5 separate regions of the Mus musculus genome follow, and regions 1, 2, 3 and 5 are each linked to region 4. Evidence: chromatin loops called from intact Hi-C (ENCODE). Cell type or tissue: left cerebral cortex. All regions are shown on one strand.

Evidence for each region. Hi-C counts contacts between places; a loop is a spot of excess contacts. Peaks named below come from ENCODE experiments on the same cell type or tissue, not always from the same donor. Only the 100,000 strongest peaks of a DNase experiment are listed, where the experiment ranks them.
Region 1: a loop joins it to region 4, with 3 times the contacts of the local background. A loop is called at or near these places in 18 of 42 quality-filtered maps.
Region 2: a loop joins it to region 4, with 4 times the contacts of the local background. A loop is called at or near these places in 18 of 42 quality-filtered maps.
Region 3: a loop joins it to region 4, with 4 times the contacts of the local background. A loop is called at or near these places in 18 of 42 quality-filtered maps.
Region 5: a loop joins it to region 4, with 8 times the contacts of the local background. A loop is called at or near these places in 20 of 42 quality-filtered maps.

Annotation. Positions count from the first base shown.
Region 1 is chr11:72,153,158-72,158,157 of GRCm38, forward strand. It overlaps 4933427D14Rik (RIKEN cDNA 4933427D14 gene), which reads right to left. Exons shown (of 19, transcript NM_001361564.1): 19 at 772-2,281. The coding sequence ends at 2,164. Among named protein-coding and RNA genes, the nearest start is that of Pitpnm3, 20 kb to the left of the region's middle. In left cerebral cortex, a CTCF peak has its summit at 2,112 (motif pointing right); DNase peaks (open chromatin) are centred at 1,768, 2,275, 2,570, 3,117 and 2 more places; H3K27ac peaks cover 1,512 bases.
Region 2 is chr11:72,132,317-72,137,316 of GRCm38, forward strand. Pitpnm3 (PITPNM family member 3) reads right to left here and starts at 3,573. Exons shown (of 20, transcript NM_001024927.2): 1 at 3,338-3,573. The coding sequence starts at 3,359. In left cerebral cortex, no CTCF peak of the experiment used is centred here; DNase peaks (open chromatin) are centred at 285, 507, 904, 2,337 and 4 more places; H3K4me3 peaks cover 2,354 bases; H3K27ac peaks cover 3,992 bases.
Region 3 is chr11:72,204,559-72,209,558 of GRCm38, forward strand. 4933427D14Rik (RIKEN cDNA 4933427D14 gene) reads right to left here and starts at 2,924. Exons shown (of 19, transcript NM_001361564.1): 1 at 2,638-2,924. It overlaps Txndc17 (thioredoxin domain containing 17), which reads left to right and starts at 2,996. Exons shown (of 4, transcript NM_026559.3): 1 at 2,996-3,210; 2 at 3,695-3,776; 3 at 4,172-4,247; 4 at 4,857-5,000. The coding sequence starts at 3,066. The coding sequence ends at 4,925. In left cerebral cortex, CTCF peaks have their summits at 1,509 and 2,075; DNase peaks (open chromatin) are centred at 168, 886, 1,566, 2,032 and 1 more place; H3K4me3 peaks cover 3,868 bases; H3K27ac peaks cover 3,457 bases.
Region 4 is chr11:72,050,837-72,055,836 of GRCm38, forward strand. It overlaps Pitpnm3 (PITPNM family member 3), which reads right to left. Exons shown (of 20, transcript NM_001024927.2): 19 at 1,005-1,133; 20 at 1-524. The coding sequence ends at 219. It overlaps Gm46286 (a long non-coding RNA gene), which reads left to right and starts at 333. Exons shown (of 3, transcript XR_001780248.2): 1 at 333-546; 2 at 848-952; 3 at 4,211-4,692. In left cerebral cortex, CTCF peaks have their summits at 886 and 1,989 (motif pointing right); DNase peaks (open chromatin) are centred at 447, 794, 2,007 and 4,453; H3K4me3 peaks cover 807 bases; H3K27ac peaks cover 1,091 bases.
Region 5 is chr11:72,143,371-72,148,370 of GRCm38, forward strand. No RefSeq gene overlaps it. Among named protein-coding and RNA genes, the nearest start is that of Pitpnm3, 10 kb to the left of the region's middle. In left cerebral cortex, a CTCF peak has its summit at 2,011 (motif pointing left); DNase peaks (open chromatin) are centred at 2,005 and 4,903.

The DNA of each region.
Region 1 (5,000 bases), 100 kb after region 4:
TAATTCAAATGTACCTGCAGAGCAACCAAGTGCTAGGCCGAATCCCTGCCCTCAGTCTAACAGAGACAAGGAGCAAACAGGTGACTGACAGTAGTCTGGCCGGCAGTGAAAGTCAGCCTATGGTGGAAGGGGGCACTAAAGAGCACACAGGCACCTCAACGAGCCTGGGGCAGCTCACGGAGCACAAACACGCTCAAGTGGAACAGGCCATGAGAAAGCTGAAGGGAACTAGAGAATGACTCACGTGTGCTCAGCCTTAGTTCACGCAGCAAACATTCTAGTGCTCTGGCTGCAAGGCTGTATGCAGGAACATTAAGAGAGTCGGAGGATTTAATCTTCATTTCCAAATTCTTATTTCTTGTGGCTCACTTTTGTCTCACTGTGACTGCAAGTCTGGGCTCCGAAGCAGACCCTGGACACGGGGCAGGGATGAGGCTCACCCACCTGAGCTAGTGAGGGTCACCTGGTATAGGAGGCTGGGTCAGACCTGTAAGAACAGGCTACAGCAGGACGTACTCAGCAAAGGCTCTGCTCCAGAGGCAGTGTCTAGGATACTGAGTGGGGACAGGGAGAGGAAGGAGCACATGACACAGTAATCTTCATGGGAGAGTGACTCCATGACCGTGGCCTATCTTATGACATCAGGCTAGATGGCCCAGATTCTCCCTTCCTGCTCTCATCTATCAATGGGGGTGTGGTGGTGTCTCTCACACAGAGTGCACCCCACATTAAGTTATGCAGGGGACATTTTTAGTACAATACTCTAGTATGTGCTCAATAAATGTTAGGTTTTATTAGCATTCCTTTTTCTCTGAGGTGGCAAATAGTCTACTATGTTCATATCAAATACAAAAGTATTCCCTTCCCAGTGGTTCCTGTAAATTCCATTTCACATTACCTGTGGGAAAAAGGAGATGTAAATTACTTCAAATAGACATGTTCACAATTTAAAATACTGAGTTTATTTTTTTTTAATCAGCACAGTAAAAACCGCAAATGACAAATGAGGACTACCAATGACAAGGGATTCTACCGGTTCAAGTGTACATGTTTAACTCTCCAGACTGAAGACCTATGAGTCCCTTGATGTCCTTTCCGAGGTTATGTAGTATTAAACAGGAAGGTACCTTAGAAACCACCCCAGGAGACCATGTCGAGGCGTCTGTGGTAACAGACTCACATTCGTCCTTGGGTGTCTCTCCCTTTGTTCCTTACCCTTCCTTCACCAAGCCTCCCACAAATAGCTGAGGCAAACGGATCCAGGAAAAGTCTTTTCGGGTGACTGCCTATTTGTACGCACATTCCTTTTCTGTTTCTCAATCCCGAGTCCTGAGGACCTTGCCACCGGGACCTAAGAGCCTTCAAAGGCCACGCAGCATCGTTGGTCCTCAGAAGAGCCCAAAGTCCTCAAGTCACCGGCTTGATTCCCTCCTCCAGATGGGATGCTCCATGGTGCAGACGCTTCTGCTCTCTGGGAGTGAGCTGGCATGGGGAAGGCCTGTCTTCAAATTCTTCTATATTCAGAGAAATGCTTTTTATACTAGCATGTGTCCAAACAGCAATAAGTGACTCTGAGAAACTGAGAACGTGAAACACCCTAGAAAGTGAGAGCCACGGAGCAAGGTGTGCTTGGGCCTGTGTGTTCCGTGTGCCCGTGCGCTGGGCTCCCCACTTCCACTGCCACTGAGCAGAGGCTTAGTGGCACCACCACTCTGCATTCCATGTAGCTTGCCGCCCAGGAAGGCGACACCACCAGTGACAATGTGATGAGCACACTTGCCAACAGGAGCCAGGTGCTGGGACCAGACAGTAACGGCACTTGGATTAGCACTGATCCCTCCACCCCCATGGGTTTAACAGAGGCTGGAATCCCTATGTGAAATATCTTTATCCATTACCTTTCAAAACATTTTGATTTCCAACTGAGTCAGAGGAAAATTATACATTCTGAAATGTTGTACCTTTCTAATTGTCTCATGCTCCTCAGGCGCTAGCAAATGTAACCCACCTTTTTATAACTTCTAGAAGCACTGCTAAGACAAGGAGAGGGTGAGCTCCCTGGCATCCTTCAGTGGGCAGCTGAGGACAGAGATTCCCCCACGGGCTGACAGCGGGTGGCGCTGACTCTCCGGCAGTGATCTGAGGGCCCTGCCTGGACAGCTCTCATGCAGCGGCCTCTAGGAACTCTGAGGTGAACACAGCTTCTGCATAGTCTTCACACACATCCTGCAGTTCTGCAGCCACGGCCCCCAGTGCTTCATCTACCAGCTCATCTGAAAAGCTGGAAGACAAAGGACACAGCTGAAGGCGTGGGCAGCCAAACACAGAGCTGTTCAGTATTCATGAAAACCTAGTCAATCAGCTCAGAAACTGTGTGGAGATCAAAAGCCCGTAAGAGCCAAGATGTTTCTGGAAAAGAAAAAGAAGGGAGGGGGCGGGGGAGGCCTGGCTCTCCCAGATATTAAGATGGTAGCACCTAGAGCCCCAAGCCCTGCAGGATCACCAAAACAGGCAGAATGGACCTCACCCTTGAGATGGCTGAAATCAGAGCTGACTGGAAATGAATAAGCTGGCCACAGTCCAGCCCAGCTCAGAGGAGATGCGTGCTTTCTCTGTAGGAAAGGGCAAGGTCCTCCATATCCCAGAAACCTTGACATAAACATATGCATGTATACACAATACACATCCTTTTTTATTTGAACTGTTAGAAACTATGTTGAAAACCTGGAATCCCTCAAGAACTTCAGTGTGTCCTAGAAAAGACACTGTGTAGACAACTGTAGTAACATTACCGTAAACCATTATCTAATCTTACATACAGACTTTATTCAAACCTTGACATCCATCCAAATAAGGCCCTTAAAACTTTTTAGAATCCAGGATCCAATCCAGGCTATTTAGTTGTCATGTCTCTTAAGATTTCTTTCCTTTAAAATACGTTCCTCAGTCTCTCTTTCAGACCAGAACATTTTTTTGGAGAGTAAAGCTTTTTCCCCTCATTGTCCTCATATCCTGGGTTGTTTAGTATTCTCTTATAATCACTGTCAGCTGCATAGTTCTGGAACAGATGCAGAAGGGGGATGCTGTATCCCCTCAGAGCTTGTCCCTTCACTGGTGACTGCTGAGTTTCGCTACTCAGATATGGTTATGTCTGCCAGGCTTCTTCCCTTATAAATTACTATTTTCCACCTATAACTAATACATAAATCATATGGCGATATTTTCAGACTCACTTGGGGTTTTTAGAGCTTCTTCTGTCTTCGTGGCCTTTGTTACTATGGAGATGACAGCTCTGTCGCTCTGGACACTGTTTCAGAATCCTTCTCTTACTCTCCTTTCCCAAGGCAGAACCTCACATGATTGCCTAGTTGCCCAGTTCACTGTTCATCTTTAATTATGCCTTTACACACACCCTCACACACACACATCACCCACACCCCCACACCCCCACACACATCACCCAACACACCCACACACACACACACATCACCCACCCACACACACACACACACACACAAACACACACACACGCTGTTCCACATTCCAAGCTTCCAGGTTTCCCTTCTATTGTGTCCAACTTGCTATTGTGCCTATCTAATACATTCCTCATTTCAGAAACTATGGTTCCCTGCCTCCCCCACCCACTACCCCCATGGATGTATGTTTGGATTCTGGCGAGCTCCCAGGCCTCTGGCAGAATTCTAGGTTGAGTCTCCTATTTCTACCCAGCAGGCAGCTCCTTGAGTCTATAAAGTTTCACTATTTGGAGCTGCTGTGGATGTGCTGTCTGTTGATTGCTTCTCTGTTGCCTGGCTATTTTCACTATAAAATAGACATTGTTTATGAACATTACAGAAGTAAACAAAGCCTCCTATGATATGATTTCCTCCAGAGAAGATATGTTTGTTTACATATGGGGCCTAGGGAACAACAGTGTCTAGAGTCACCTCAGCAACTGAGAAGATGTGATATTCAGTGGGGTCCCTACGAAGACCCATTTATACCCAGATCACCTGACCTTCCAGAGAATGCAACCTTTCAAGGTTTCAACTGGAAGTGATACAAGGCTTGGGGATGTAGCTCAGCAGCAGAGGGTTGGCCCAGAGTATACAAGGTCCTAGGTTCAATACCAGCACCATAACCAACAAAGTGAAGAAACTTCAGTTTCAGCTATTAACTGTGGGCTCCAGCCTCTGTCTTCTGGTCTCAGGAGGCTGTGGCAGTGCTCTCCTCCAGAGTGAACCATTCAGCACCACACCGTGGGCTGTGCTCTCTTCTCCAGGGTCCTGACCTACTTGTTCTTCATTACCTAGTTAGTATCTTGATACCTTCAAATGTATGCATTTTATTTTTAATCCAGCTTTTCTATTAACAGCTGCCCTCAGGGGAAAAGAGGTCTAAATCACCACACGTGTCATTTCTGGAGGCAGAAGTGACCATCTCGTCCTGTGTTCCCTTCACTCTCTATATATCCCCCACCACTGCTTCTCCACCCAACTTTGAGGGAAACACAAGGGCACGGCTCATTCATTCGCACAGCAGGTGGCAGGCCAGGGGTTTCCTTTCTTCACCCTGCCTCAAAGCAACATGGCTCCTAAAGCCCCCTGTCTTCCCCTTTCTGTCTGGACTGGCTACTACCTATGCTCACTGGTAATGTCCCGGGAAATGTTTTTTGCCATTTTTCTGAATATCCCACGTTGGAATCTAGGTTCCCTGAAGTCCTAAGTTTTCATTCTTAGTGTACGTCTTGCCTGGCAAGCACATGGCCTCCAATAACTTAAGAAGAAACAGTGTAGGATAGTGAAAGCTCAGAAATATATAAAACAAGAGGCATATTTAAAACTTAAGAAAAAAATATAAGCAATCTCCTACTTTGCTCACTGATGAAAAGCGCCTTGCACTTTGTACTAAAGTGGAACTCAGAGCAGGGGCCCGGGGTGCAGGGAATGAATAAGAGCAGTGCAGTCAGAGCTTGCCAGTGGGTCTCAGTCTCGAGGATT
Region 2 (5,000 bases), 81 kb after region 4:
CATGATTTCTGGGCTCTCCAAACATTCCTGCCCTTCTCCTAGAGCTCTACAAACTCTATTGGTTGTCTGCTGCGTTTCTGCCTGGCCCAACTAAGGATCCAGGTCTCCCACTTACACTTGGCTGGGGACAAACCCACCCTGCTGTCCCGCTGGGGGACAGAGAGAAGGGCCATTGCAAGGTTCACAGGAAGGGAGGGGCAGGGCTGCTGGCAGAGGCAGAGCAAGCCCTTCCCAACAGAGGCAGTTCCCATGCTGGCAGCCCTCCAGCCTCCAGAGCCCTCACATTGTGCCAGAGGGATTTATCCAAACACACAAACCTTACCACCTCTCCTCTGGCCCCGGTGCTCTCTCTGGAGTTCCTTCTGACCTCTGCACCAAGCCTCTAGGAACCTGGCACCCCAGCCCAGCTGGATTTTTCTGTCACAGCCCCTTGTCTCCCCTTTATCCATATCCCCAGCCTTTGCTTAAGCTTCTGCAGAACCAGGCAGCCTGGCTCTTGCCACCATTCTGTCTAAACTCTGCTAGCCTTGAAGATCCAGCTAGAGAACCCAGCCTTCGCTGCTCCAACCTGCTGCTTCCTCTGGCCATGGGTGGCTCTATGCAGAGAATTATCATTTCCTTTATAGAGTTCCAGTTCTGTTCTCCTTCCTCCCTCCTCTGGTTTTCATCCTGTCTTCTCTTGTCCACAGAACAAGACCAAGGAGCGTTCTTCCTTTCCAAGTATTGGGACAGTCAACTCTTTTGATTTCTGTGTGGCTGAGATTGCCCCAAAGCTTGAAGGCTGGTAATAATCAAGTTGGATCCACTCTCTGCAAATGAATCTCATCCTGTCTGGGATCTGATTACATTTTCTCTTGTGCCTGGATTCTCCGAGCTACATGAAAGTCCTTGAACTGCCTTCCTGGCACAGCTGCTGTAGCCTTGGCTGGCTGCTCAGGATGTTCATCGTGCCGCTCCAGCACCACCATTCACCACCACGACGTGATGGTGGAACTGTAGAGTATACAGCCTGGCATCGGTTACAACAGCGCCAGGACCCAAAGCCCATCTCCTCCTTAAGTAGCCGGACCACTGGCCGGTTTTCAGAGGAAATCCCACACAAATCAGGAAGCAGACCCCCTCACTCGCAGGCAAGATTTCCTACAACCTCCCTTTAGTCTCCTCTCACCTCTCAGGGTGGAGGGCTGATCCTTCTGCCTTTTAGTCTGTGTATGGTACTGAATTGCCATCTTTCTCTCTTGGGCCTCAGTTTCCTCAGCTATGAATAGAAGAACTTGGCCTTGAATTATATATAAGCTATATAATTCAAGGTAAATGTGCTTGATGAGAGAGGCCAGGCATTCCTCCATACTCTGCATCCTTAAGTCACTGGGTTTAAGGTAGCTAAAGAAAAGAAGGGATATTTGCAGGCTGCCACGTTGCCCAGGAGAGTTGAGAAGCGTGGTCAGATCTTGCCAGAGGTCATCTGCAGAGCTCCTTGGGGTGGCAGCTGAGTAAGAGACAGAGAGGCACCAGGCAGGTGGTCACAGAGGAGGGAAGTCTGGCTTGCTCTGAGGGAAAGGACTGAGACTGTGAAATGGAAAAGTTGTAGAGCAGCCCCAGGCAGCAGTCTTGGGAGGCCTGGCCATTTCTTCACCTTCTGCAGGGCACTCTCCCCATGGATCTCAGCTAGGGACCAAAAGACCCACAATCCAATTCATAGGACCTGGGGCTGCCCTTCTCCCAGAATGAGGAGGGGAGTAGAAAGATTCCTTAGCATCCAAAAAAACAAAAGCAAAACAAAACAAAACCAAAAAAAACCTTGGTCTTGCATCCAGGCTCACCTAGACCCTCCCAGCCATCTTCAGGGAGCTATTTGCTTCCAAGGGCTTTAAAAGGGGAGTACCTTCCTACTTCTCAGAATCATGGGGCAGTAAAGGGCTTAAGTATGTTACCTGGTACACAGGTCAAGAAGAGATTTCTCTAACTACTCTTGCTACTGTGGTGCCCTGGCAAGAGACCTGGATCCGGACGTCCAGACCTGTGCTCACACATGAGCACATGTAGAATGGGTAGCAGAGACGCATGCTCTTCCTTTATGAAGAGCAGGGGTGGGGAGGGACCAAGGCAGGAGAAAGAAGGGAGCAGAGAGCCTTTTCCAGCCTCCTGGTGTCATCTCACTGTGCCTCCCTCGGGAGGGGAGGGGAGGGAAGTGGGAAAGGGGGTGTTTAGATGCATTTGCTTATGCTGTCTCACACAAACAGCCTCTCCCTCACAGGATTCCTCTGCCACACCTGAGTCACAAGGCCAGTCCATGCCAAGGATTGGGACCTGTCCCAGGGTCGCAGGCAGTTCAATGGCACTCACATCTAGAGTGCGGGCAGGTGGTCATGTTCATTCCATCTTTGCCATGCCTATGGGTGGAGAAGTGGGGTTCACACCAGGCCCCACGGGGATGGCATGGCACCTGCCAACGTCACAGGCTGGGAGTGAGTTCATGGCAGATTCTCACACGCCAGAGCTCCCAAGCTCAGGACTGTTGAGACCAGCCTCATCCATTTGTGGCCAGCCCTATGAACACTGGCTTTCCTCAACTTGGCCTTTTAGGGCACTGTAGGGGTCCAGGGCACAGAGTGGGGAGTCCGGGGCTAAACCTGGTCCCCTCCAGGTCCTAACCAACTCACAGGGCCTGACATCAGAGCAGATGCTGGTGAATGAACGCCTGACTGGATGAATGAAGGGACGACTAACACCTACTCCCTGGGATCCTTGGGCTACAGCTCTGAGCTTGCAGGAGAGCCGAGCCCATGGGACCCCAACAGAGGCCCCGCCTGCCTAGCCCGGCACCTGAGGCTCTGCCTCTGGGTCAGGTGGGAGGCGGGGAGGCTCCCCAGCCATAGTGTACCCCTCCAGCGACGGGACCAGTAATCTGGGTCTCTTAACCCAGCTGGTGGCAGGGGCGGGGGACTGTCGCATCCAAGATAGAGAGTGACAGGACAAGGGGGCGCGTCCTGGTTTGTTGGGGCGTGGGATGGATCAGCGACCGCGGGACATCCCCTTTGGGTTCCGGTGCCGGGGTCTACTCCCCCGGTCTCCCGGAGGGCAGCGACAGCTCCGAACTGCCGACTGGACTGAGGAGCCGTGGACCTGACCCAGTGCAGCGGGGCAAGCGGGATGCGGTGTCCCACGAGGTGACTGGGGGCGCGGGAAGGACGCAGGGCGCGCGGAGCCCCTTATGCACGCCCCGGGGTCCGGGCGGGTCGCCGCGGTCACTGTGCCTCCGCCCACCTGGTTGGGGGGCTCACCTGGGCCGAGCGATCCCTCCCGCCACCCGCCGAGCGCCCCGCGCCGCGCTCACCTGCGCTGCCCGCCTTGGCCATGTCCCGGGCGGCGGGCTCCGCTGTGCTGCCGGCGCTGCTCGCTCCCGGCCGGGCCCCGGCGCCTTCGGCCGGAGCGGACTCTCCGGGCGCCGCGCCCCGCGCCCCCGCCCCGCTCGCTCGGCCGCCTCCACCGCAACCGCCGCCGCCTCGCCGCTCCCTCCCGCTCCCTTAAAGGAGCCGAGCGGCGACCGCGCCGCCCCCCCTCCGCGCCGCCGGGGAGGGACTGACGACGGAAGGCGCCCGACACCGCCCCCGCGGGCCCGCACCCCCGCCCGGAGCCGCGCGGCCACCGCAGCGCGCGGGAGGCGCAGCCCACTGATTGCGGCCACTGAGACCCCGACCCTCGCTGAAAGACAGACGTAGACAGACTCCGGATTACAGCTCGGAGACGCTGCGGGCCAGGCAGGGATGAAGACATGGACTGCGAGCCTGGGGCGCAGTGACCCTGAGACAAGGCACCAGAAAGAGGCGCTCCTAGGGCAGAAACACCCTTGGGAGAGAGAGAAATTCAAGGAAATCGGAGCTGGCTAGAGTCTGTGAGGACAGGGAGAGCAAGGAAGACCAGGACCCAGGAGACTGAGAAACCTAGAACGAAGTCTCGCAGAGATGAGAGGGGACTTCTCCATCAGCTCCCAACTCCAGGGATGCTGGATGCCTGCATCTGCTCTAGTCTCAAGAGAGGAAAGCTTTTGTCCTTTAGCACTAAAGGATCCGTTAAACCTGCAAACCCCACCTGCCAGTAAACGCTAAGCAGAGTTTGTGGGGAGCCTGGCAGAAAGCAGTGTGTCCCCCTAACACTTTCTCACAGAAGTGCTGACATTCTAATTAGCGGGCCTCCTGAGACATTTAAATTGTGGTTTCTGCCCACTGCAGTCAGGGGATCCACAGGAGATGGTCAGTCGTTTTAGATGGGGCCTAGAAGGTAGGGTCCTGGAGAGAGCAGTCGGCTCCCTAGCTCAGTTCCAGGCGAGGCCACTTCCTCCCTGCTGACGGTTAGGGTGAGGGCTAGGCTCCTTAGAGGACTGTTGGGCCTTCCCTGAAGCCTGTTTTTCTCCCACAGTCTGCAGCCAAGCACCCACACTGGGCACTAGACAGTTCCACCCCTAGGCCAGCCAGGACTTAAGTGCCCCATCCACTGCCCCATAGAAACAAAGCACACAAGGGGCCTCTACGGGACACACCCATTTCTGGGCTTTGACTCCTTCAGCCTATCCAGGTTAATCAGCCTTACACTCCCTCTTTAGTCTATCAAAGGCTCAGCCTCAGGCAAGAGTCTTCCCGAAACTTTTGCACAGAGCTAGCAGCAACAAAGTTCTTCACCTCAGCGAAAGGAAGTCTGTATCGCCTACTCATGGACCTCTCCCTGCTTTCTGATGCCTCATCTACCAAACCAGGCTTTCCTAGGGTCCTCTGTGCAGACCGAACAACGTGCCTTCACTCACGACAGCTAGCTAGCATGCTTTGACAAAGATTCTCCATCTTAGTTTTAGCTATGACTGTCTCACCTCTCAAAAAACCCTTTAGTCCCAAGGACTCCAGAGTGGGACAGCAACACATCTTGTAGACATGGAAGTTCAGAAGCCCCAAAGTCCTGGATCCAAAGCTGTTCACCATCTCAGGCCACTGGCTACTAGCAGGGAG
Region 3 (5,000 bases), 150 kb after region 4:
CCCGAGCTTTCTCCACAGCCTCTATCCACTACCCCATGAGGCCCACAGAGCCCAGAAGCTGTGGTCTCTCCCACGGCTGTGGGAATTCTAGCAGCCACAGGCATCACAGCAGGCTGTCTTCTCTGTACACCCGCAGAGAGTGTCGCATCCCCCATGGACTCGGGGAGCCCCACAGTCACTGGTACCCTTGTAGGTGGCCTGCCTCCTGAGTCTGAGGCTCTCCTACAGCTGTGCTCCCACACACAACCAGATCCCCTGAGAGCCACGCCCACACCAGCTGGTGATACCCCTACTGTCACAGGTATACCCACAGTCTGTCTCCTTCCTGATAAGTTTGAGAAACTTCTGGAGCCAGCCTCTATCTTCAGAGAACCAGGTATTTCAGGAGCCAGGGGAACCCCAATAGCCGGTCTCCTTCCCCATGAACATGGGAGAGCCCCAGGTTCAGCATCCTCTAGCACAGATGAGCACTCCTCAGGAGCCACAGGTCTCGCGCAGGCAACCTGAGTTCTTCCCGGCAGGTTCACCCCGTCTGTAGAGCTGCTTTCCTGACACACCCACAAGGCAGCAGGTACACCCAGAGCCGAGGGTACGCCTTCTGTGGCCCACCTGTGCTTTGGCACAACTGCTTCCGTCAATCCCACAGCTCGCCTCCTTCCACACGGACAGGAGAGAGCGCCACATCTGACATCCTGATCCACAGCCCCATGTATTCCTAAAGCTGCAGGCTCCTGAGCCTCCGGCTCCCTCATGACCTGCCTCCTTTCCCACAGGCTTAGAGGATTCCCATTGTATGTCTCCTCCATAACCGGCCCCGGCAATGGCTCAGCCAGAGGAGCTTCCTGAGCCGACTGCTGCCTCTCCCACAGGCCTGAAACGTCATAGCTGGTTTCTTCTTCCCTACCTCCTGGTACCACCACTGTCTGCAAACCTGGCAACTGTCCTTTTCCCCACAGTCCTGGAATACTTGCATCATCTGCCTCCTTCCCCAAAGCCCTGGGTGCTCCCATTGCCTGTTCTATACCCCACAGGCCCTGGGCACCTCGAGAACCTATCTCATGCTCCTCAGAAGCACACAATTCTACAGCCTGTGCTGCACCCCATGACCCCGGGTCACCTCCACATCTAGCTTCCTCTTCTCTAGCACAAGGCACTCCTACAAGCTGTCCCATGGTCCTTAGACCAGGAATACCCCTAGAACCTATATCTTCCATCTCTTGTCTCCTTTGCCACAACCCTGGGCCCCCGTGGGAGGTAGTTCCATCTTCCATGGCCCTGGGTAGTACCAGCAGGGCATCAGGGCCCCCTTCCATCAGCCCCCTTTCCCATAACATATGCCCATATTCAGCTCCTTCTGCCAGAGCCCCAGAAAACTGCCCTGACTGCCCTCCCCCACAGAGACATGAGGTACCCTCACATTCCCTCACTTCTCCAGCTCTGGGCCTTTTCAAGACCTGAGACCATCCTATGGCCTCAGGCACCACCACAGTTTGTCTTTTTTCCCAAGGTCCAGAGGAAACACAGTCTATCTTCTCTACTACCTCAGGTCCACCCACAGGAGGTGGTGTCTTCCCAGCTTGTCCCTGCCTACAAAGGATAGAGACTCTCTCACAACCGGCCCCTATTCCCCTAGCTGTGGGCAGTCCTGAGGCCTGGGGGAATGTCCTAGTATTGCCTCTCACCCAGGGTCCGGTGACACCACCTCGGCTGGTCTCTACCCAGGAAGCTCGCCCAGGAATACCCTTCTCGATCGGCCCCTCTCCCACGGGAACGGGATGGAGCTCCACTCTGCTTCCTTCCCAGCATCCCGACGCTACCCTCATAGCCTGCACCTTCAACCACAGTTCCAGGATGCTCTCATGGCCAAGTGTTCCTGGACGACCTTTTCTCTCACAGCTTGGAGAGCTCCTATTGTCTAGCTCCTCCTCCCCAGATACAGTCACCCACACAGACCCAGCAGGCCCAACCACCTCGGGCTCGCCCACAGTCCCGTTCACCCACACTGTCCTGGGGTCCATTGCTGCCTCAACCGAGCCTGCAGTCCCAGGTATCCCAAAGGCCCTGTTCACCCTAGCGGGGACTGCGGGCTCCGCAGTCCTCTTCTCTAAAGGCTGCTGACCATTCTGTAGCCACCCTATGTTTGCACAGAGCATCCGCCGCACTGAAGATCTCACCCGGCGCCTTACTCCATAGCCTCGGGATAACCCTGCACCCCACCTCCTCGCCCACAGAGGCCGAACACCCCGACGCAACCTGCGGGCCCTCATGCAATGAGCCGGCATCTTCGCTGCCAGTGTACACCTGCGTAGCCCGGGCAAGGGCCCCCGTGCCGGCGTCGCAGCTCCTGGACAATTCCTTTCCCCAATGCAACCTCAGACACGCTCTCTTTGCATCTGTTCCCCCGCACACGCACTCACAACACTCGGATCCAGTCCTCGCTGCCTTTCTGCCTCCCAGCTCTCTCCAAACCCCCGCCCGATCCCGGACGCCGCCCCCGGCCCCGGCCCCCCTAAAGTCTGACAAATAGAAAGGTAATAGGAGGGGCGGAGCTGCAAGGCAAGCCTGGGGCGAGGTCTCTCACTGTCTCTCTGTCTAATGCAGTTTCCCAGAATTCCCCCAGCTCCGGCCCAAGCCCACCTGGTTTGGGCGCGGCGCGGCCACCAAGAGATCGTAAGGCGACCCCACGCTAGGCCTCGCTTCCGGCCTCTCGCCCAGTCGTCATGGCAACAGGCGCGCGGCTGTTTGGGAGCCGTTGATCTTCCTGAGCCATTTGAGGATCAAGGTGTTGTACCGCGACGGGCTTTGCCGTCACTGTCCATGAAGCCAGGGTGGGGACCAGACCAGGTCAGGCGTCTAGTTGTCTGAGGGAAACTGGCGCCAAAAAGAAACTCCAGCAGACCAAAAGGACGGCCCTAAGGAGTTATGGCTATTCAAGGCTCCCGTAGCACCACTCTGCTGCGGCGGCCCCGCCCACCCGGAACCTTGTCCACGCCTTACTTGGGCCCCGCCTTGGGGGCGCAGGACCCTAGGGCTCCTCCCGTGCTCCTCTCCGCACTGTTGTACCCATGGCCACCTTCGAGGAGGTGAGCGTGCTGGGCTTCGAGGAGTTCGACAAGGCAGTGAAGGAGCATGAGGGCAAGACCATTTTCGCCTACTTCAGCGGTTCTAAGGATACCGAAGGGAAGAGCTGGTGTCCGGACTGCGTGGAAGGTGAGGCTGGGACCAGGACTGGGGGTTGCTGCGCCACAGCAGTGCTAGGAAGAAGGCCCCTGCTGAAGTCAGAAAGTGGGATGAGATGAGGATCTTGGTCCTGCAGACCCGCAGAAGCGCCTGAGCTGTACCCCGTCTCTCGTTAGGCCCTTACTGCCCCACCCAAGGATGACCCTCATTTTTATCATGGATTCGGATCTTGGAACCAGGTTCTTTAAAATTCTCAGTTCCCCAAACGATTAGTGTCTCATAAAAAAAAAAAAGACCAGACTCAGGAGTTGATCTTTCCGTCATCATATATGTATGCTGAGTTTTCTGATTGTGTCTTAAAGACAATCAGGACTAGGACTTAAGTGATTCACGAGTCCAGAGGACACGCGACTTTAACATCCTATCTTACAACCGGTTAAAGTCTAAGACTGGGGACGGGAGGGCGTGGGCTATCGCAGTTGATGTGTAATTACTTTTTAACTCTTTTAAAAAGCTGAGCCAGTCATTCGAGAGGGGCTGAAGCATGTTACCGAAGACTGTGTGTTCATCTACTGCCAAGTAGGAGACAAACCTTAGTAAGTCATGTATACCGTATCTCCAGACATGGACTATATTATTAAAAAGCTGGGTAAAAAGGACCTCAGATAATTGGTCAGGCTCTGTGTTTTAGGTATTGTCTGATAAGCTAAACAATTAGAATTACTGAATTCATATTTACAGTTTATGTTCAACCACATATCATCATTAATGAATTGGGTCTGGAATAAGTTCAGAACTCTATTGACTTTACATTTGTTTTATCTTAGCCACACTTTAAACTTTGCAGAAAGTGACACATAAGTTACAGTTCTCAAAATGTTTAAAGGTTAACAAAAGCAGTGGTTACAAGTATATTATATATAAGTCAACTGTTGAGTAAACTGTAATGAACCAAGTAGTATTTTTCATTATCTGTTTCATTTTGGAACAGCTGGAAAGACCCAAATAATGACTTCAGACAAAAACTGAAAATAACCGCAGTGCCTACACTACTTAAATATGGAACAGTAAGTGTCTACCTTTATGTTTGTAGCTATAATGTAGTTAAAACTCAAGTTGTTTTTTGAGTCAAGTTTGAAAAGATCTTGACCTTTGATTTCCAACATCACATTGTTGTTCAGAGTGCATCAGAAACACACAAGTTGGTGTCCATTCCTCTGCCAATCCTGACAAACTATTAATAATGCAGATATTAGTGTCTGGGGTGTATTTTTAAGCCACTTTTAAGATTCTGTCTTCAGAAGAAAGTTGACTCATTTCTGAAAGCACCTTTGTCAATGTTTTCTAAACCCACTTTTCAGGCTTAAAAGGGCTCTCCCTCTATTTCAGCCCTGCCCCTAGAATCCTAAATTAAAGAGTTGAGGGAAAGAGATGGCACCAGGCATGCTGTCTCTTGTTTTCAGCCTATGGGGCTTCCTAGTGTGGAAATACAAGGCCTCTCAGGCCAAGTGTTTTAATGATTCATCTTGACACAAGCATCCTAACTATTTAATAAAGCTTGTTATAACTAGCTGATGGCATAATTTGTGTTCAAAAACTTGTCATTCAAAGTAGAATTCACTCCACCCCTAGTAATATTCATAGCAACAGTGAAAACTTAACCATTCTTTTTACAGCCTCAAAAACTTGTGGAGTCTGAGTGCTGTCAATCCAGCCTTGTGGAGATGATCTTCTCTGAAGATTAAGATTTGATGACCTTGCCGGACTGTGGTGGCACATGCCTTTAGTCCCAGCACTCGGGAGACAGAGGCAGCTGGATC
Region 4 (5,000 bases):
GGCGGCGGCGACTTCACTGAGACAACCCGGGTTTCACCCCATCTCAGCCCAGAGAGCTCCCCAATGTCAGGGCAAGGTCCCTCCCTGCTCTGGTCGGACACTGCTGGACAGACACGGGAGGGAAAAAGCAGGAAAACGCCTGTGTCAGGGAGAAGGCAACCCTTCCCATCCCTTCAGGCCGCCTAGCTGCGCCCACCGTACTGAGCACCGCCCACCCTTCAGGGCACCGACTCGAACTTAGGGGGCCCACGCGCCCAGCTGAGAGCGGGCAGCGGCCGCTCGTGGTCCTTGTCGGACTCGGGCTGGCTCTGCGCCCGCTCGGGCTTGGGGTTGGCGGCCGGTGGGTCCGGCTGCTGCACCGACATGGTCCTGCGCAGGTGGTTGCGCTTGCGCAGAAATTCTGGCTGCGCGTGCAGCCCAAAGCTGCCCTTGCGCAGGATCATGCGCGAGTTGTTCTTCTTGGGGCGAGAGCGGTGGCTGGCTTCTAGTGCCGCCAGGTGTGCTGCGTAGCCTTCGCTCAGGAACTGTGGGGGCAACAAGCGTCAGGTTAGCATCTGACCCTGTCTCCCGGCACCACCACTTCCCTAAGACATCCTCCGTGAGAGTCTGCAGCTTCTCCCGGACTCCAAAACCAGTAGCAGGGAGGCTCGTTATCATAACAGGGTTCCCCTATGTCTGTATGCCAAGCTCTTCCTAACTGTCTTTCGTCCCCACTCCACCCACTTCCCCGGAAGCAAGTTTTGCCCTAAAGTCTAAGTATGTGGCTCATCTCCAAAGCCCCATTATTCTGTCATTCAGAATGGCACTGCTATGCTATACAAGTCATTGATGTTTTCCCTTCCCCTAGATGCCATTACATCGCAGCCACTTGGATTCTCCCATGCATCCAGCAGGGGGCCTGGCCCAAGGCATCATTCAGTAGAGGTGAATGAATAAAAGAAAGGATGAGCAGGTAACTGGATGATTGGGAGCTGCCCCAACCCCTTTCCCTGGCCCTCACACACCTGGCACTGGGTTTGGTACTTCTTGGTGGACCGGCCTACAATGAAGATCTGGGAGGCAGGGAGGCCCAGCACACTGTAGACAGAGATATCTTTCGTGGAGCCATAGGCAGCAGTGATTTTGATGAAACACTGAAACACAAAAGCAAGCTGGTGAAGAGGGAGGAAGACTTAGGAAGCCCCCGCTGAGGAACCCTTCATCTGCACTCAGACACCAAGCCATCATCCACCTTTGATAAAGCCACCCCCAGATGACTGCCCCTTCCCTGCCCCAGTTCCTCACATTAGAGAGCTCTTTGCATTATGGAACCTGAACTGGAGGCAAGCTCTAGGCTGGCTATGTGCTTCCTGATAGCTGGTCTGGTGAACTCCCCCCCTTGTCTAGGGGTGCTTTCTTTTAGCTCATCACCCTAATCTCACCCAACTGGTAGAGATGTATCCGTGTCACCCTTTGTCCTATGATGTTCACTGAGGAAGTCTGGTTTAGTTTCGTGCTCATCTGACACAATTAGAGTTATCTGAAAGGAGGGAACCTCAACTCAGGAAATGTCTCCATCAAATCTGGCTGCAGGGCATTTTCCTAATTAGTGGTTGCTGGAGAAAGGCCAAGCCCATTGTGGGTGGGGCCATCCCTGGGCTGGCGGTCCTGGGTTCAAAGAGAAAGCAGGCTAAGCAAGCTAGTAAGCAGCACTCCTCAATGCCTTCTGCATCAGCCTCTGCCTCCAGACTCCTGTCCTGTTTGAGTTCCTGTCCTGACTTCCTTCAATGATGAACTAGGAAGCAGACGTATAAGATAAACAAATCCTTTCCTCCCCAACTTGCTTTTGGTAATGGTATCTCACCACAGCAACAGTAACCTTAGCTAAAACAGGGGACTTAAGTCGGAGCTGCAGTTTCCTTCCTTTAAAACGCACTGTCATCACTGGGATGACTTACTGTCAGCTATAGTTCAAATGTGAAGTGTACCCTACAAGCACATGTGCACTAAGCCTGGTCTCCAGTAGGTGGTGCCATTGAGAGGTGACGAGCTGGTGTGTGCTAACTTCGTCAATGGGGCTGATCCATTAATGAGTTAGTTCATAGCTAGATGGACTTAGGGAAGGCTTAGTTAGAGGAAGCTATCCTCTGGCTTGCTCTGTTTCCAGGCCACCACCGGGCATGCAGCTTTCTTCTGCCACCCACTCCCAACACTATAATTTATTCCCACAGCAGGCCGACAGCAATGGAACCAGCAGACCACAGGCTGACACCTCTGGTCTCATGAGCTGAGTAAGACTTTCGTCCCTCAAGTCAACTTCTCAGGTGTCTGTCACAAGGGCAGAAAGAGAGGTGGTGTGCACTGTCCGCATGGAGCGCCTGAGGCCTCCCACCCTTACGACCTGCTCCAGGATGAGACCTACCTTCACTCTGTACCCACCTGCTCTATCCTCTTGGCCTTTAGAACTGTCCTTTCCACACCAAGATCATTCACTGCCCAATCTTCAGCTGTCAGACAGCTGTCACTGTCCCACCTTCACAAGAAAGGGTCTCTCTCTCTCTCTCTCTCTCTCTCTCTTTCTCTCTCTCTCTCCTGGAAACCCTCCCTATCCTCACTCTTCTCTGTTGGCTTTTCACTCTGCTCTCAGAAGCCCATCACAGCTTCACCTGGATCCAGCCATTCCTGGGGGATGCCTGTTCCCACACAGCCTCAGTCTGCAGCCCAGGCTACTGCCCTGATCCATGTGCTAGAAGCCACATGGCTCATGATCCGTGTGCCTCATGTTCATGTCTGATCTCATCTTTCCCTGCCTCCTCCTCCTCCTGTATCCGTTCTCATTTCATCCATGTATTCATCTGTGCGCTCATTCCACTAGCACTTATTGAGCACCCATTGTGTGTCACACACACACACACACACAGAGAGAGAGAGAGAGAGAGAGAGAGAGACCCTGGAGATACACCTTGAGCAATGCGAATAAACCCAATGGCACCTTGATCTCTCCTGGCCAGGCCATGGGGCATCTGAGAGCTCCTTGCCTGTAATCATTCCCAAGTTCTGACAATGCCACCAACTGATTCTCCTGACTTTCTCCACGCCTTTCTCTTGGTCTCACGCTTACTGTCTGGATTCTAGACTTCTGTCTCTTGCTGGAATAACAGCCTCCTAACTACCCCCCCTTCCTTTTGCCAGTGCGTTCTCCTGTGAGCTGCCAGGGGGGATCTTTCTACAACCCAAATTAGATGCTGTCACTGCCCTACTTCAGACTTACCCATTGCTCCGCACTGCCCTCAGCAGAGATCCCAAGAGCTGATCTGGTTTTCAGAGTTTATAAGACCTACCAAGCTTGGGTGTCTCGTGATAACTACAGCCTCAGCTCTCACCTGTCCTTGATCTGACCCTGCCTGCACATAACCCTGTTCTGTATCTCTGTATCCTGAGAACATTCTAGGCTACTTTCCATCTGCTGAAAGTTGTCAAAGTCAAAGTGGAATCGCTTGGGTCATCAACCCCATCAAAGCCAGGAGATTATGAAACAAGGATTCCCAGTCATGGTGGCCTGAGAATAACTCTCCTCCTCTCTGTGCCTCTCTCTGTGTCTCTGTCTGTCTCTGTCTCTCTGTCTGTCTCTCTGTTTGTCTCTGTCTGTCTCTGTCTCTCTCTCTGTCTCTCTCTGTGTCTCTCTGTCTCTGTCTCTCTCTCTCTCTTACACACACACACACACACACACACACATACACACACACTGCCAGGACCACAACCTTACACAAAAGCCTTCAGCCTCCAGGCATAGTGGCACATGCCTTTAATCCCAGCACTTGGGAGGTAGAAGCAGATGGATCTCTGTAAGTTTGAGGCTAACCTGTTCTACATTGGGGGTCCTAGGCAAGCCAGGGTTAGGCAGTGAGACATGATCTAAAATATAAAACCTTAAATGTAAAAAGTCAACTTCAATATTACACAAGCAGGATGTCTCCAAGCACATCTGCTCGGTACCTGTCCATTCACCCTCAGAATGAGGTCATCATTGTTACTGCTTGTTGCAGACCAACAGTATTGTCTTAGGATATATTTTGTCATCCCCCCTCCCTTTTTTGCCTTTAAAAATTCCCCTTGCCTCAATCTCTTTGAATAGTCTCATAAACCACTGTGGCACATGTATCCTCCCACAGAGCTATTCCCAAATAAAGCTTGATTTCACATCCGTCTTAACCTCTTTATATTTCCCCAGGTCCAGCACACGCTGCTTCGCCGTCTACCTGACAACTCACACTCATATGTCAAGACTAAGCCCACAAGTTATTACCTACTATCAGCTACTCGGGATTCCCCAGGCGGACCTAAGACCTTCCTCCTCTGTTTGCCAATATTGCCCCTTTTCTGCCACACACCAGTAATTGTCAATTTCCATGCCTTTCTTTCTCTAGATCAGGGATTGGCAGACTTTTTCTTTGAAAAGCCAAATAGTAAATATTTTAGGCTTTGAGCTCTGCCACAGCAACTCGACTCGGCTCTTCTACTGCATTGCAAAGGCAGCCACAGACAATACATAAACAGATGAGCTTGGCTGTGTGCCAAGAAAACTTTATTTATGGACACCAAAATTTGAACTTGTGTAGTTTTCATTTGTCTGCTCCTGCTCTCTATGTGTGAGTCTCTCTCTCTCTCTCTCTCTCTCTCTCTCTCTCTCTCTCTCTCTCTCTCTCTCTCTCTCCCTCCTTCCCTTCTACCCCCCCCAACTCCCCAACCCCCAACCAAAGCATCAGAATCCTCTAGAGCCCTGGAGGGCTTTACACAAAGATGTCCCAGCCTCCCCCCACCCCCACCCCCACCCCCGAGTTTCTGCTGCCTTGCTGAGCCCAGGAGTTTGCCTATCTAATGATTCCCAGGTGCGAATACAAGAATTACAGCTCTGGGTGGCAGATTCAAAAAAAGCAGGCTAGAACCACCAGCACCAGGCAGCAAGGAACACAACTGGGCCTGTTTCAATAGGCACTGAGATATCTATTGAACAAATAACC
Region 5 (5,000 bases), 93 kb after region 4:
AAGATATACTAGATTACATGCCGAGGCAAAGGACACCCTAGGGATGATTCTGGTATCATGGAGATGGAAACACCCCTTTCCCAGCCGCTCTGTAAGCGGTGGGAGACATTTCACCAAGCAGGTGCCAATTAAATTGCAAGTTGAAGGATCATAGTCCATCACGGAAACATCCTGGCCCAGGAAGGCTGCTGGGGAATAGAGATGTGGTTCTAGAAATCCCTCCAGGTTATTTTATATAAATCTGTCTCTAAGGGCAGGAAGCAAGGCTAAAAAGAAAGTGCTCTTGGGCACTTCAGATCTCAGTCACAGAATTTACAAGGGACACAGAGTGGGGAGGGGCCGTGTGTTCTGACTGGCTCAGAGCACCTGGTGATTGAATACCACTAGGCAGGGGAGGCCTCCTTCACTCTAATTAGGGAGCCGACTAGACCGGATAGAGATCCTGACTCTGCCCAGTGTGCCCAGCATCTTGCTGAACGGTAGAGCACGCTGAGTATTAAGTGACTGTAAACCAAATCAAACCTGAGGCTGGCAAGGCAGCTCTGCCAGTAAAATGCATGGGGACCCGAGTTCCAGTCCTCAGCATCAACTAAGGGGCAGCAGCACTGAGCAGGAAGAGAGGGGAAGTTCTAAGCAGCTGGCAGGCTGGCATAGCTGAATTGGTCCAGGCTCAAACGGGTCGGGGTTGGGGGAGCTGAGAAGATTGCTTAGCAGGGAAAGTTCTTGCCATGAGAACGTGAGGGCTAGACTTCAGATTCCCAGCACCCATGTTGGGCATTATAGAACTGTCTGTCATTCCAGCATGTAAGAGGCAGAAGCTGGCCAGCTAAACTAGCTGAACCGGAGAGCTCTACGGTCAATAAAGAGACTTGATATATAAGGGGAGAGTGGTTGGGGGAGATTTCAAAAGGTTGCCTCAGTTCTCCCCATGCACAAGCATGTGCTCCCCACACATGTAAATATACATGTATACAACACACATACAGCAGAGAAGCAATTGAGGAAACCTCAATTGAGGTTAACCTGACATTAATCTGACCTCTGTGCATACACACATACACACCTGTATGCATACAGGTACACACATGTGCACACACGTGAACATACATGCACAATTTGGGCAGTAATGATACCATAGTAACTGAGAGAAGAGGCTCCTAGCTCATACCTTCCCATGAATCTGTAGCAGCCTGCCCTGGCTGATGATGATATTTTTGTCTCTGTCTCTGTCTCTGTCTCTGTCTCTGTCTCTGTCTCTGTCTGTCTGTCTGTCTGTCTGTCTGTCTGTCTGTCTCATCCCTCCCTCCTTTCTTCCTTCTCTATCCCCAAGAAGTTTATTTTCCAGCCCCTGCTGCCAGGAGAAGCCTCATGTGTACTGGTGATCAGGCTGCCTGGCTTTCAGCAGTCATAGGTGGTCCAGATGACATGTGTGCCCCCTATTGTAAGGAACCCTCTCAGGCCCCCAGGAATCCACAGGAGCTGTCAGGGTCTCACAGAGAGTAAAAGGAAGCCCCCAAAACTGGCTTAACTGAGGCAGCTTGAGAGGGCCAGGAGCTATGAACATTGCAGCCATCTTTTCTTTGACTGAAGATGTTGGCCAGATAGTAGCTCTCCTCACCACACCAGGCCAGTGAAAGGATCTGAAAGCCAGTGGCTCAGAAAGGAACGCCATTTTTGTATTGCTCATTCAGGTCAGGCCTGGTTGCTCAGTGCTAGACTGGATGAATACATTCCAGGATGGGGACCTGGAAATTTGGGGGCTATAAAGAGGGAAGAGTACAGCCATGACCATTTAAACTGTGATGGGAGCTAGCACCATGAATTCCAAACAAAAGACACTGTGGGTAGGTTCATTATGTAGACCCAACAATTTCCCAAAGCCCTGCCAAGATTCCAAGATTAAAGGTCACAGAAAGCTTCAGGAAACACTGCAGCCCCTGCCTTGTAGCTGGGCATGTGAGTTGAGCCAGGTACTCTGAGCCTGCAGTGGGCACTCAGCAGCGCCCTCTGCAGGAAGGAGTCTAGTACAGGAAACTGCTGCCAAGTGCTCTAGTTTCTCCAAAGTCTAGCTAGCACCTGTCACCCTAGCCTGTCCAGCAAAGAGGCCATGGATGTCATGTTGAAGTTCTCCAAGCTGTGACGTTTTTAATATCAGGGCATTATAATAGTTCCTCTTTGTGAAATAAAAGCAACTAGGATTTTTCAGAGTCAATCTGTCTGAAGTAGAACTTAACCATAAGCCCTCAGTCAAGGTCCTGTGGACTTCAACTGGGAAGTAGATTTCTCCCTTCCCTCTCCACCCCCCCCTTCCCCTGTTAGAGAAAGCATTATAAATTCCTGGGGTGGGGGTATGAAGTGGTTTTGGTTTTGTGCATGGAGAGTACACAATAACTAACCAGTCAGAGGAAATGCTTGTGAGGTGGAGAAACCAGCCACAAGCTGGGAAGAAGGCTGGAGGTCTCTCTCTCTCTCTCTCTCTCTCTCTCTCTCTCTCTCTCACACACACACACACACACACACACACACACACACACACCACTTTCTGTGATTTCCTGGGAATCCCACCCCACTCTGGGCTTTTTGTTCTCATCTGCAGAGAAGAGGCTAATACTCTGCCTCTGGGTAGGATAAGGTGCAGAGGACATGCATAAATAACCACAGACTGTTGAAGGGGTGGGGCCAGGACTTGGAATCATTGCTTCTGGGTGCAGAACCTGGGCTTGGCATACCTGGACTTGTGTGTGTGTGTGTGTGTGTGTGTGTGTGTGTGTGTGTGTGTGTTTCCTAACAATCTAGGGCTTTGGCCAGATTTTTGTCTGGTTTTCAGCATTGCCACCCAACCCGGGGCTTTGCATGTTGGTGTGTTGTGATGACTATTCCTGCCTGTCAACTCAACTACATCTGGAATGAACTACAATCCAGAAATGGAGGGCACACCTGTGATCTAGATCTTGAGTCTGGAAGACAGGCTTCTTCTGTACTGGCTAGGTTTGTGTCAACTTGACACAGGCTGGAGTTATGACAGAGAAAGGAGCTTCAGTTAGGGAAATGCCTCCACGAGATCCAGCTGTAAGGCATTTTCTCAATTAGTGATCAAGGGGGGAGGTCCCCTTGTGGTTGGGGCCATCTCTGGGCTGGTAGTCTTGGTTCTATAAGAGAGCAGACTGAGCAAGCCAGGGAAAGCAAGCCAGTAAAGAACATTCCTCCATGGCCTCTGCATCAGCTCCTGTTTCCTGGCCTGCTTGAGTTCCAGTCCTGACTTCTTGGTGATGAACAGCAATATGGAAGTCCTCTCCTCCCCAAATTGCTTCTTGGTCATGATGTTTTGTCCAGGAATAGAAACCCTGACTAAGACAGCTTCTGACCCGGATCATGACACAGGATGACATATGCTTTTGATCCAGATCTTGAGGCATAGTGGCCATGAAAAGCCTAGGCCCAGGCAAGGTTGTACACACCTTTAATCCCAGGAGACTGAGTTCAAGACCAGCCTGGGACAGAGCAAGTTCCAAATCCAGGTGTGGTGGTGCACACCGTTAATCTGGGCTGCACCTTCTACAGGAGGCTTACACACAAGGACATTGGGAGAAGGAAGGCTCCCTCTTCTTCACCTGCTTGCACCTACTTGCCAGCACATCTGCTGGAGCCTATTTCTTCAGGATTCCAAGTTAGTCAGAAGGCCAGCTGAAACAACCAGCTTCGTGGAACTGAGCAACTACTAGAGTCTTGGACTTCCCATTCACAGCTGACATTGTTGAGTTAGTTGGACCGCAGCCTGTAAGTCAATTCAATAAATTCCCTTAATACATAGAGACATTCCGTAAGTTCTGGGCCTCTGGAGAACCCTGCTACACATGCGATAGCTAACGGCTCTGGTTACCACTGAGGTCAACCTCAGCACTTTCACCTTACCTCAGCCCTCACCTCGTTCACTTCTGAGACACAGTCTCCCTGAGTTGTCCAGCCTGGCTATGAACTCAGTGCTGCCCGAGCCTCCTCGAACTGTGCCCCTCCCGTCTTAGCCACCCACATCGCTGGGATTACAGGTGTACCCCGGCACATCAAGCTTGGTCGGGCTTTAAGGAATCTTGACATTTCAGATTAGTAGTAACCCCTGCTTCAATCCCCTTGTTCAGATGGAAATAGTCCCTTTAGTCTGCACGGGGAATCTGAGGGCTTGCTCCTGACTAATGCTATGAACATGTACAAGTTAATTAAAGGCTTTCAAGGGGAGCGCTCTAGCCAGTACCCTATCTCCCAGCCTCAGGTGGCTTGTGACCCACACAGGTCATAAGACAATACAGCGGCACTCCCTTGTTGGTATGGGGCCCCAGCTCAGAACAGAAGGAGGACCAGACACATTGACAGAGAAAGCTCAGGTCTTGAAGCCCTGAACCATTCACACAAAAACCTGAGCATTCAGGTAACCCCACTTTTTTTTTTTTTTTTTTTTTTTGGTAATACACATGCCTGGAATTTCTGAAAGCAAATGCTAGCCAGAGAGCCTTCTAACTGGTTGACAGAGGCTGGAGGGCTGGGAGGAGACTGGGTAGGCCATAGACCTGCCAAGACTCCTCCATCATACAGAGCAGATGCACAAGCCAAAGAACTAACAGGATACGCCTGCAGGAGCGGGTGGGGAGGCTCCTGTCAAGCCTGACCTGCTCCTGACATGGCCATTCAGCCTTCAGTATCTGCTCCTCTACAGGGACCCTCCACAGTTCCCATTGTTCTCAATCCATTTTCTCATTCACTCTAAAAGCCTGCAGACTCTCTTTGAGTTTATTGTGAAGCTGGAGTGTATGCCGGGTTTGGTTTCACAGGGATTGATTAACACAGATGGAGCACTTGGCAAGGGCCTGGGGCTCCCAGTAGACTCCCCCATTTAGACATGGAATAAAGATTAGAGAGCTGGAGGGCAATCTAGGGCAAACCATGCTTTCAAGGGAAGGGAGGGACCAGGGGTGGAGGAAGCTGCCTATTCCGGCTCAAGGGCATCT